2 separate regions of the Homo sapiens genome follow, and region 1 is linked to region 2. The links are chromatin contacts, found by Hi-C in ENCODE. All regions are on one chromosome and are shown on one strand. Each heading gives the region's core, a stretch centred on a gene start or an enhancer-like site at or near the end of the contact. The rest is flanking DNA. Distances are from core to core; before and after follow the strand shown.

Region 1 (5,844 bases), core at 145-2,644, 150 kb before region 2:
GCAAGTGGTTGATGATTTTTCTGTATTTTTGAGATAGGGTCTTGCTCTGTCACCCAGGCTGATATGCAGTGGTGCAATCACAGCTCACTGAAACATCGAACTCCTGGACTGCAGTGATCCTCACACATCTGCCCCCTCTTGTGTAGCTGGGGTGAAAGGTGTCTGCCACTCTGCCAGTCAGATATTTAAAGATTTTTAAAGAAAGCATATCACTATGATGCCTAGACCGGTCTCAAATTTCTGGCCTCAAGTTACCCTCCCATCTTTGCCTCCCAAATTGGTGGGATTATAGTCATGAACCAGTGAACCCAGCTGCTTTGTTGAGTAATGTCCACAGTAAGCACTGTCTGAATTCAGACAGCTTGTTCTTTCATGAGTGGAGGAACAAGTTTAGTCTCAGTTCAGACAGAGCTTACAGTGGATATTTTGTTTGATTCCGTCTCTTTAACCACGGCCTCTAATATTCTTCCCTGGCAAATCAGTATCTTCACACTCGCCTGTTCCACAATGGGAAGAACAGGCTGGGCTAGCGACAGGGAAGCTGAGCCTGGGAGGCAAAAGCCAGTGATCACTCTGTGCAGTCCCCACCTGAGGAACCATCTCTCCCATAATCTGCGTTCCTTTTCCTCACTCTTACTGGGAAGAGATATCTACTGATGATATATTTCGCTCTCATAAGTGATCTGAAACGAGTCCTTGGTAACTCACAATCCCCAAGATCCCCACCAGTTAAGCCACTTGGGATCCACATTGCCACACATGAAAAGACACACAGGTGCTTCATCAGAGGTGCTGCTGTGTGGGGAGGAACCTTCACATGCACAGAAGGCCACGTGCATGTTTTCCCTTCAATACCCAGTCACATCCCAGCACACACACCCATAGTCACACAGAGCCATGCCACTCACTGAGTTACACACACCTGCTCACTGTGCACATAAAGATGACCATGCACTGGTCTGGCTGTGCCCACACACACTCACATCACAGACAGGAAGACAAAGCACACTCACCCCCTTACACTCACTCACACACTTGCCGGTCCTGGTGGGTCATCCACCTCCCACCTAAAGTCACTTAATCTCAGCAGAGTTCACTCTCATCAGACACCACCACACCCTCACAGAGGGTTACACTGGTCCAGGGTCCACAGCCTACACCCACAATCATCTCAGATACCACAGCCTCAGGGTTTCTCTTCTACACACCCACAACTCTCGGTAATGCATTCACAGTAGGAATGCTCATATTTTCAACTCAGAAAACCTCCCCTGTTTCTTTCTTGGTTTATGTGACTTGAGATTATTGAAGGCTGTGACTTTTCAACTCACGGGTAGTGATGACATTGTTCTCTCCTTCTGGGCAGCTCTTCGGAATTGTGTCCAGTCTTCTGTGTGAATCTCTGAGTGGGATCATTTAAATGCTGCAACTCAGAGATGCCCTTTGGCTTCATGCCAGATTCCAAGCCCCTCCCAGCAAGCTTTCCGTGCAGCAGGAGAAAGACTCAGGTGTCAGAAAGAAACTCTGTCACAACCATAGATGTTTGCAGGTCTGTGTCTGTAATGCAGCAGAAATGACAGTGGGGGAGGTACCAGGCTGTGGATTGGGTTACCAGGGAAATGCATAGATAAGGATGATGGAGTGAGGGGTAGGGATTGTAAAGCCCAGCCTTTGTGCCTCTCAAGCTTTTTCTCCAGTATGCAGAATCTAGCCAGAAGGTGTACATTTCCTCAATTTGTACAATGACTAAAAATAAAAAATTGGGAATTTTGGAAAAAGACGTTAGACCTAGAAGGTAATTCTTCTCTTTGCCTTTAAAGGTTCTGGGAGGGCCTTTAAGGGTCAGATCCTTTTGACCTTGATCCTCAGGAGGATCTGGGAAGAGAAGTAGAGATAGTTCTTGCATGAACCTGCCTCACACTAGGCCCCTTGGATCTGCCAGGTGAGGGTCACTCTCATCTGTCTGTCACATACCTGGGCTCTAGCTGCATTCTCTGCTTTGTCTTGGAGTCCATGTAAAACAAAGTTTCAGAGATATTGTTTCTCCTGCAGATTCTGGGAGAAAGATGAGATTTTTTTTCTTTTTTCTTTTTTTTTACTTTTATTATAGGTTCAGGGGTACATATGCAGATAAAGTCATGTCATGAGGTTTGTGGTACATATGATTTCTTCACCTGGGTACTAAGCGTAGTACCCAATAGTTATTTTCTCTGCTCCTATCTCACCTTTCACCCTCCAACCTCAAGTAGGCTTCTGTGTGTGTTGTTCCCCTATTGGTGTCCATGAGTCTCATCATTTAGTTCACAATTATAAGTGAGAACATGCAGTATTTGGTTTTCTGTTCCTGCATTAGTTTGCTAAAAATAATGGCCTCCAGCTCCATCCATGTTCCTGCAAAAGACATGAACTCATTCTTTTTTAGGGCTTCATAGTATTCCATTGTGTATATGTATCACATTATCTGTATCCAATCTGTCCTTGATGGCATTTGGGTTCATTCTGTGTCTTTGCTATTGTGCACAGTGTTGCAATGAACATTCATATGCATATGTCTTTAAGGCAGAATAATTTCTATTCTTCTGTGTATACAGTAGTGTATACACCATTCCCAGTAATGGGATTGCGGGGTTTAATGGTAGTTCTGTTATAAGCTCTTTGAGGAATCACCACACTGCTTTCCACAATGGGTGAGCTAATTTACACCACCGCCAATAATCTGTAAGTGCTCCTTTTTCTCCACACCCTTGCCAGCATCTGTCCTTTTTTGACTTTTTAAGAAGAGCCATTCTGACTGGTGTGAGATGGTATCTCATTGTAGTTTTGATTTGCATTTCTCTAATGTTCAGTGATATTGAGCTTTTATTATATACTTGTTGGCCACCTGTATGTGTACTTTTGAGAAGCGTCCCCTGTCTCTACTAAAAATACAAAATATTAGCCGGGCCGGTGGCGGGCGCCTATAGTCCCAGCTACTCAGGAGGCTGAGGCAGGAGAATGGCATGAATGCGGGAGGGAGAGCTTGCAGTGAGCCAAGATCATGCCACTGCATTCCAGCCTGGGGGACAGAGTGAGACTTCATCTCAAAAAAAAAAGAAAAGAAAAGAAAAGAAAAGTATCTGTTCTCTGTTCTTGTCTTTTCTCGCCTTTTGTTGTTGTTTTAAGACAGGTCTCACTCTGACATTCAGGCTGGAGTGGTGTGGCTCCATCTTGGCTCACTGCAACCTCTGGCTCCTGGGCTCAGGTGATCCTCCCAGCTCAGTATCCTGAGTAGCTGGTACTGCATACCAGCTGTGCAGACCTCACCTAAGGGACCAGTACCCCCGTAGTCTGTATTCCTCTTCCCCACACTTATTGGAAAGAGACACCTACAGATCATACATTCTGCCTTTAAATTGTTCTTTTTGCCTTTAAAGATTCTGGGACAGCACTGCCCTTGATCCTCAGGATGATCCGGGGGGGAGGTAGAGAACGTCCTTGCATGAACCTGCCCCATGCTAAGCCCTTTGGCTCTACCAGGTGAGGGCTGCTCTCATCTGTCTGTCCCACACCTGGACTCTAGCAATACTCTCTCCTTTCTCTTGATGTCCATGTGAATCAAAGTTTCAGAGACACTGTTTCTCCTGCAGATTCCAGAAGAAAGGTGACATTGGTTTTTTTCTTTGTTTTTTAAACGTTTATTTTATGTTCAGGGGTACATATGCAGGGAAACTCGTGTCATGGGGTTTGCGGTAAAGATTATTTCACATCCAGGTACTAAGCCTAGTACCCAATAGTTATTTTTTCTGCTCCTGTCTCACCTTTTACCCTCCACCCTTAAGTAGGTCTCAGTGTGTGTTGTTTCCCTCTTGGTATCCATGGGCCTCATCATTTAGCTCACACTTCTAAGTGAGAACATGCAGTATTTTGTTTTTCATTTCCACATTGGTTCACTAAGGTTAATGACCTCCAACTCCATCCATGTTCCTGCAAAAGTCATAATCTCATTCTTTTTTGAGGCTGCATAGTATTCTATGGTGTATATGTACCACATTTTCTCTATCCAGTCTGTCCTTTATGAGCTATTAGGTTGAGTCCATGTTTTTGCTATTGTGCATACTGTTGTAATAAACATTCATGTGCACGTTTTTATGGTAGAATGATTTATATTCTTCTGGGTATATACTCAGTGATGGGATAGCTGGGTTGAATGGTAGTTCTATTTTAGCCATTCGAGGAACCATCACATTTCTTTCCACAATGATTAAACTAATTTACACTGCCACCAAAAATGTGTAAGTGTTCCCTTTTCTTCACAAACTTGCCAGTTTCTGTTATTTTTTGACTTTTGAATACTAGCCATTCTGACTGGTGAGAGATGGTATCCCATGGTGGTTTTGATTTGCATTTTTCTAACGTTCAGGGCTGTTGAGCTTCTTTTCATATGCTCGTTGGCCACATGTATGTCTTCTTTTAAGAAGTATCTGTTCCTGTTCTTTGTCTACTTTTTTTGAGACAGCCTGGTCTGACACCCAGGCTGAAGTGCAGTGGTGAAATCTCGTCTCACTGCAACCTCTGCCTGGGCTCAGGCGATCCTCCCAGCTCACCTTCCTGAGTCCCTGAGATTACAGGTGCCTGAGACAAGACTCAGCTAATTTTTCTATTTTTCATAGAGATAGGGTTTTGCCGTGTTGCCAAAGCTGGTCTTGAACTTCTGGACTCAAGCAATCCACCTACCTTAGCCACCCAAAGTGCTGGAATTACAAGCGTGAGCCACTGCACCCAGCCCTTTGCCCACTTTTTTATGGGGTTGTTTGTTCTTTTCTTGTAAAGTTGTTAAAGTTCCTTATAGAAGCTAGATATTAGACAATTTTCAGATACATAATTTGCAAATATTTTCTCCTATTCTGTAGGTTGTCAGTTGACTCTGTTGATAGGTTCTGTTGCTGTGCAGAAGCTCTTTAGTTTAAATAGATCCATTTGTCAATTTTTGCTTTTCTTGTGATTGCTTTTGGCATCTTTGTCAGGAATCTTTTGCCTATTTCTACATTCGGTATGGTACTGCCTAGGTAGACTTCCAGGGTTTTTATAGTTTTGGGTTTTACATTTAAGTCTTTAACCCATCTTCAGTTGATTTTTCTATATAACGCAAGAAAGTGGTTCAGGTTCAATCATCTGCACGTGGCTAGCTAGTTATCCAAAAATTATTTCCATTGCTTGTTTGGTCAACTTTGTCAAAGATCAGATTGCTGTAGGTGTGGGACCTTACTTCTTGCCTCTCTTTTCTGTTCCATTGGTCTATGTGTCTGTTTTTATGCAAGTACTATGCTGTTAGGTTACTCTGGCCCTATAGTGCAGCTTGAAGTTGGGTAATGTGATGCTTCTAGCTTTGTTCTTTTTGCTTTGGAATATCTTTTATTCAACCCACTCGGTTCAATTAATATTTAAAATATTCATTTTAAAATAGATTGTTCTAATTCTGTGAAGAATGTTATTGATAGTTCAATAGGAATACCATTGAATCTGTACATTTCTTTGGGCAATGTGGTTGTTTTAATGATAGTTATTCTTGCTATCTGTGAGCATGGAATGTTTTTCCATTTGTTTGGGTCTTCTCTACTTTTTTAAGCAGTGTTTTGTAATTCTCATTGTAACAATCTTTCACCTCCCAGTTAGTTGTATTCCTAGATATTCTATTCTTTTTATGGAAATTGTGAATGGAATTGCATTCTTGATTTGGCCCTGTGGTTCGTTGTCTTTGGCATGTAGGAATTCTAGTGATTTTTGCACATTGATTTTGTATGCTGAAACTTTGCGAAAGTTGTTTACCAGCTTAACGATCGTTTGGGTGGAAACTGTGAGGTTTTC
Region 2 (6,215 bases), core at 619-3,118:
CATGAAACACACTTCACCTATAAAGGCACACATATACCGAAGATAAAGAAATAGAAAAAGATGTTCCATGCTAATAGAAATGAAACAAAACAGGTGTAGCTATATTTATATTGGACAAAATATATTTTGAGACAAAAACTCTAAGCAGAGACAATAAAGTCAATATATAATGAATAAGACATCAACTCAGCAAGAAGATATAACAGTTTTAAATATATGTGCACCAAAGAGTGGAGCACCCAGGTATATAAAGGAAATATTATTAGAACTAAAGAGAGAGATAGGCCCCAATACAATAATAGCTGGAGATTTCTATGTTTCATTTTCAGCATTGGACAGGTCTTCCAGACAATACAAACAAAGAACGTTAATCCCTACTATAGAAGAAATGGATTTAATAGATACTTACAGAATATTTCATCCAATGTGATCATGTTTTCATCTCATAAAATCGTCTATGCTTCTTTCTCGGTTTATGTGACTTGAGGTTATTGAAGGCCGTGCCTTTCAACTTACACATAGCGGTGACATTGTTTTCTCCCACTGGACAGCTCTTCGGAATAGTGTCCGGTCTTCTATGTGAATGTCTGAGTTGCAGCACTTACATGGTCCCTGTTGGTCCTGACCTCTGGCTTTATTCCTGTTTTTTTTTTCTTTGTTTGTTTGTTTGTTTTTGAGATGGAGTCTCTCTCTGTCACCAGGCTGGAGTGCAGTGGCCCGATCTCGGCTCACTGTAGCCTCCGCTCCTCCCAGGTTCATCTCCTGCCTCAGCATCCCGAGTAGCTGGCACTACAGGCACATGCCAGCAGGCCCAGCTAATTTTTGTATTTTTAGTAGAGACGGGGTTTCACCATGTTGGCTAGGATTGTCTCGATCTCTTGACCTCGTGATCCACCTGCCTTGGCCTACCAAAGTGCTGGGATTACAGGTGTGAGCCACCACACCCAGCCTTATTCCTGTTTCCAAGCCCTTCCTAGCAAGATTTCCCAGCAGTGTGAGCAGGGGGTGACAGGAAGAGACTCAGTTTCTGTTTGCAGGCCTGTGACTGTGATGCAGCAGAAATGACAGTGAGGAATGTGCCAGGGGCAGGGAATCACCAGGAAAATGCACAGATGGAAATGATGGAATGAGGATGAGGAGCTGTGCAGCCCAGCTTCCTGGACTTCACTTCCACCTCAGTCTACGTTGTGCTGCTATAACAGACTCCATGATTTATCACAAACAGAAATGTATTTGGCATGCCTGTCATGAAGCCATGTCATTGTGTATCCTGATCAAAGGGTTTGCCTTCTATTTATCTCTGACCAAGACTTACGCTCTGAAAAGTACTGACTGCCCTGTCCATTATTTGAGGCTTCAGCCCCTCCTCTGTGACACGACTTCTCCCATTAAGTCAGGAAGGAGGATAGGAGGAGGGCATGGTCATGTGGGTGCACCCTTTAAATGAGGAAATTGGTCTTTGCTAAATCTGGGTCTCAGCATTTCCAGAAATGAAATGGTTCACCCCCCATTCCTGAACTGAGGGCGAAGAGCATATGAGCTTCCCTCTTCTTTTTCCTGGTTGAGTGGAGGGACCTGTGAGTTTTGGGGTCCAGGTAGAAGGAAGAGAGTCCCCATGAGATCCCTACTCTGCTTTCAGTATAGACCATGACTCCCACTCAGCCCTGCTCAGCTCCGACACAGCCCCTCCCACCCTGCTACTCTCTCAGTTATTCATGCCCCAAATCCCCTCTCTCAGTCCAGAAACCTCCATGCCGTCCATTATCCTCCTCTTTCCCTCACACGCTTTCTCACACCTGTGGAAAGTCCTATGGTTCTACTTTCGTAAGCCAACCACGGATAGAGTGACTCTGATTTCCTGCCAGTTCACCTAGGGCAGGCCATTGTGTGTCTACTCTGAGTGTCTTGCTAACTGCTTCCTCAGTAAGTGTCCTTCCTATCACTTCTGTCTGAAATACTAATGAGATAGTATGCATCAGAATCCAGCAATAAATTACAAAATTATTTTCCTCTGTACCATGGATTTCTTGAAAATCTATTTCTATCTTTAGTGAGATCACAAGTTCAGCCAGAACTATCTAAAAGTGAAAGTGCTGCAGAGCACCTGTCACGTCACCTTTCACGGTTGTGTGTTCTATGCAACCTGACACTGAGTGAATAACCTCAAGATGGATGTGGGGACTGAAGTCCCCAAGTCCCCTCTCTCAGGTCAGAAACCTCCACACCATCCCTGATCCTCCTCTTTCCATCACACACTTTCTCACACCTACGGAAAGTCCTAGGCTCTACTTTCATAAAAAATCAACGATCAAGCAACTCTTATTTCCCACCAGTTCACTTAGGGCAGGCCATTGTGTATCTACTCTGAGTGGCTTGCTAACTGCTCCCTCAATAAACAAGTGTCTTTTCTATCACTTTCATCTGAAATACTGACAAGATAGCATGCATCAGAATTCAGCACAAATTACAAAATCATTTTCCTCTAAACCATGGATTTCTTGAAAATCATAACTAGCAGTGAAAAGGAAACAAAATCCTATTTGTATTTAGGTTGCAAGTTCAGCCAGAGCTATCTGAAAGTGAAAGTACTGCAGAGTATCTGTCAAGTCACATTTCATGGTTGTGTGTCTTTTGCAACCTGACACTGACCAAATAGCCTCAGGATGGAAGTGGGGACTCACTGGGCAGAGAGATCAGGCTTACACAGGTCCTGAAGGCACAAGAAAGCTGCAGGAGGAAGGGTCCAAATGTCCATAGCCCCTACTCCTGCCCCGTTACCTTCTCCCCACAGCCTGCACCTACAGCCTCAGGGGGAGTCTGGCTTATTTCACTTAGCATGTTTTAAAGACTCATTCACGTGATAGCAAGCGTCAAAATGTCATCCACTTTTAAGGCTAATAATCTTCCATCGTACGTATATCTGTAGATGGAAATTGGGGTTGTTTCCATCTCTTGCCTGTTGTGAATCATGCTGCTATGAACATTGCTGTGCAAATATCAGCGTGAGTCTCTTTCTTCAATTCTTTAGGGTGTATACTCAGAAGTGCTGTTGCTGGATCACATGGTGACCTTTTTGAGGAACTGCCATATAGTTTTCCACAGCAGCTGCACCATTTTACACTCCCAACAGCAACATTCAAGGGTTACAGTATCTCTACATCCTCACAACACTTGTGATTTTGCATCTTAAAATAACAGCCATCCTAGGGAGAGTGAAGTGCTATCTCACTATGGCTTTGATTCTGCATTTCCCTAATGACTCTGAAGTTGAGTATATTTTCATGTGCTTATTGGCCACTTTTATATCTGTTCTGGAGACATGTCTGTTGAAGTTATTTGGTCACTGTTAAATCGGGAGAGTATTTGTGCCATTGTTGTTGGATTGTAGAAGGTCTCTATTCTAGATAATAATCTCTTATCAGATATCTGATCTGCAAATTATCTTCCATTCTGTGAGTTGACTGTTTACTTTTTCCAGAATGGCCTTTGATGAAGTTTTCAGTTTTGAGGGAGTCCAGTTTATCTGTTTTTTCCTTTGTTACTTGTGCTTTTGGAGTCATCCCCAAGAAATCATTGCCAAATTTCATGTCATGAAGATATGCGTCTATGTTTTTTTCAAAGAATTTTATCGTTGTAGGTCTTACATGTATTCTGTGATACATTCTGAGTTAATTTTTGTATATGTTATAAGATAAAGGCCCCAACCATATTATTTTGCATGTGTAAGTCCAGTTTTCCCAGCATCATGTGTTGAAAAGACTGTCCTTTCCCAGTGAGATGGTCTTGGCCTACTGTGGACTCTCACATGAATGTGTATGTGAGTGTTTATTTCTGGGCTCCCTATTATATTCCATTGGTATATGTGCCTCTCCTTAAGCAAGCACCACACTGTTATAATAGCTTTGTAAAGGGGTCAAGTGTTGGACACAATAAAATAGGCACTTCTAGGCCAGGCGTGGTGGCTCACGTCTATAATCCCAGCACTTTGGGAGGCCGAGGTGGGCGGATCACCTGAGGTCGGGAGTTCAAGACCAGCCTGGCCAACATGGAGAAACCCTGTCTCTACTAAAAATACAAAATTAGCCAGGTGTGGTGGTGCATGCCTGTAATCCCAGCTACTTAGGAGGCTGAGGCAGGAGAGTTGCTTGAATCCGGGAGGTGGAGGTTGCGGTTAGGTGAGATCGCACCATTGCACTCCAGCCTGGGCAACAAGACCAAAACTCCATCTGAAAATAAATAAATAAATAAAGGCACTTCCAAAGTCATTTCTGGAGGTTACATATCTTGGGTTTGACTTTTTTTTTCTCCAGGACCTACATGGGCACTATTTCTTATCACTGTGCCTGTATCTTGAGAGGTAGAGGGACCCATGCACTGGTCAGCTGTGCTGGTAAAGAGGCCACCATGAGATAGAAGACACTCCTCAGTGCCCAGGAAACACTTCTTGGTCTACTTCTTCCCATGGCACAATGCCATCTCACAGCCACCACCCTATACTCGTCTTTCTGCTGTCACCAACACAGAGGCAGCCAGTGAAGCCTGGATTCTGTTCTCAGTTCCTCCTGGTTCACTTGCCTCAGCATATTCAGGCACTGGGCTGGAGGTAAGCCCCTGGTAGGGTCTGGGTCAACTTGTAGAATTTCTCCCTATACCAGTGATTTCTGTCCTCCAGGCCTGCAACAGTGCTTCACCACCATCTAAGTCCATATTGTGCTGCTATAACAAACTGGATGATTTATAACAAACAAACATTTATTTGGCTTACAATTCTGGAGGCTGGAAAATCCATGAGCACAGAGCTGGGATCTGGCCAGGGCCTTTGTGCCACATCATCCCATGGCAGAAGGAGAAAGGGCAAGAAGGAAGGAGGATTAATGGGTCAGATAAATCTCTGATTTGGGTTTGACCCAAATCAGAGGATTTTGGGTCAGAGTCTCTGAAGTCAACTACATGCTATAGATGGACGTTGTTCCTAATGTCATGTCAGACATTCCAGGGACCTTGTCACTCACTCCTTGTGCCACAGGAAGCTTTATTCTCTTTGATTTCTTGATGCCTCCCATGAAACCCCTCAGGCCCTCTTGGTGATGACCACTTTTGCTTTTTCCCCTTCAAGCAAAAGCCAAAATCCTGTGAAGTTTGGTGAAGTTTTAATGAGCAAGTGTAGGGGAAGGAGTAAGGAGGGATCATGCTGTCAGCAGGCTCTGGGAACCGCATGGTCACGTAGAAAGAGAGATTCCTCGACAGTGGGGAGTGTGGTCATCACCTCAATCTCAGACACACATTGAGGTCAGGGGGATACCTCTCCACACTTGCACCATCTTCACAGACCCTGGCAGGAGTCGATGGGCAAAGCTGTAGCAGTGTTGGCCACTTACCATTACCTGCAAGAGGAAAAGTGCATCAGAAAGACAGTATTTCACCAAACAAGCTTTCAGCCTCCTCTCTACTCTGCCCTAGTACCTACAACACCCACCCAGAAAACTCCTAATTATACATCAAAACCCGGCAGACTCACTTCTGTTTACAGACTACATTTTGTGGCTATCTGAGACAGTTGCTCACTGCATTTTCAATGTTTCCTCTCATTCTTCCAGTGAGGCTCTACCCCTCTATGTCACGTGGTCCCTGTTTGCTGGATCTCCCCTCTAGCCTGGAAGATCCCCATGGCCAGGGATTGTGTCTCTTGACCTTGAATTCCTGCATCTTGCACAGGGCCTGCCACGAGGTTAGTGCTTGACAATGTTTATTGAATGGGTACTTTTAAGTTCCACCAACTGTGACTCCCATTCACTGCTGATGGCCCAGTTTCTCTTTGGAGTAGCCCAGATCTGGGCTGGAGGTGGCCAAGAATGAAACCCAAGTGTTCTTAGAGAGGAGGAACAGGACAGATGTTGCAAAACATAGGATATTATTTTAGCAGCCTATAGTAGGCATATGAACAGATGCCTCACTTAGAGCTGAATAAAATGTTCACCTTTTGGCCTACCCGTTAGAGAAGGTGAGAAAATTTCAATATAATCTGTATTGCTGTAGCTATGAAGAAAGTCATCTTAAAGGTATTAATTTATGAAATTTTAAGATTTTTCACACAATTTTCAACCAATTATTTTATGTCTTTGCAAGTATCCTCCAATGTAAGTATTGGTAGGTTGATAATTACAAAAGAGTTGATTAGAAAGCTTAATACAGCACCCTTTGTGAGAGCAAAATAC

The links. A loop is a pair of places that touch in the nucleus more often than their neighbours do. Pooled maps may share reads with other maps.
Region 1: a pooled map shows a loop between it and region 2 (3-fold over the local background). The contact joins the promoter of LGALS14 here to the enhancer-like site in region 2. A Hi-C loop is called at or near these places in 1 of 168 maps with a recorded cell type or tissue (mesothelial cell of epicardium) and 6 of 50 pooled maps.

Annotation. Positions count from the first base shown.
Region 1 is chr19:39,700,031-39,705,874 of GRCh38, reverse strand. It overlaps LGALS14 (galectin 14), which reads right to left and starts at 1,394. Exons shown (of 4, transcript NM_020129.3): 1 at 1,332-1,394. The coding sequence starts at 1,346. RefSeq lists enhancers at 1,248-1,337, 1,358-1,487.
Region 2 is chr19:39,554,409-39,560,623 of GRCh38, reverse strand. It overlaps LOC105372399 (a long non-coding RNA gene), which reads right to left. Exons shown (of 3, transcript XR_935966.3): 3 at 4,940-5,384. Among named protein-coding and RNA genes, the nearest start is that of EID2, 17 kb to the right of the region's middle. RefSeq lists an enhancer at 1,949-2,058 and a silencer at 4,588-4,647. Within about 2 kb of position 1,868, at least 6 of the 41 ENCODE cell types and tissues checked have a DNase peak (open chromatin) inside an H3K27ac peak, as active enhancers do.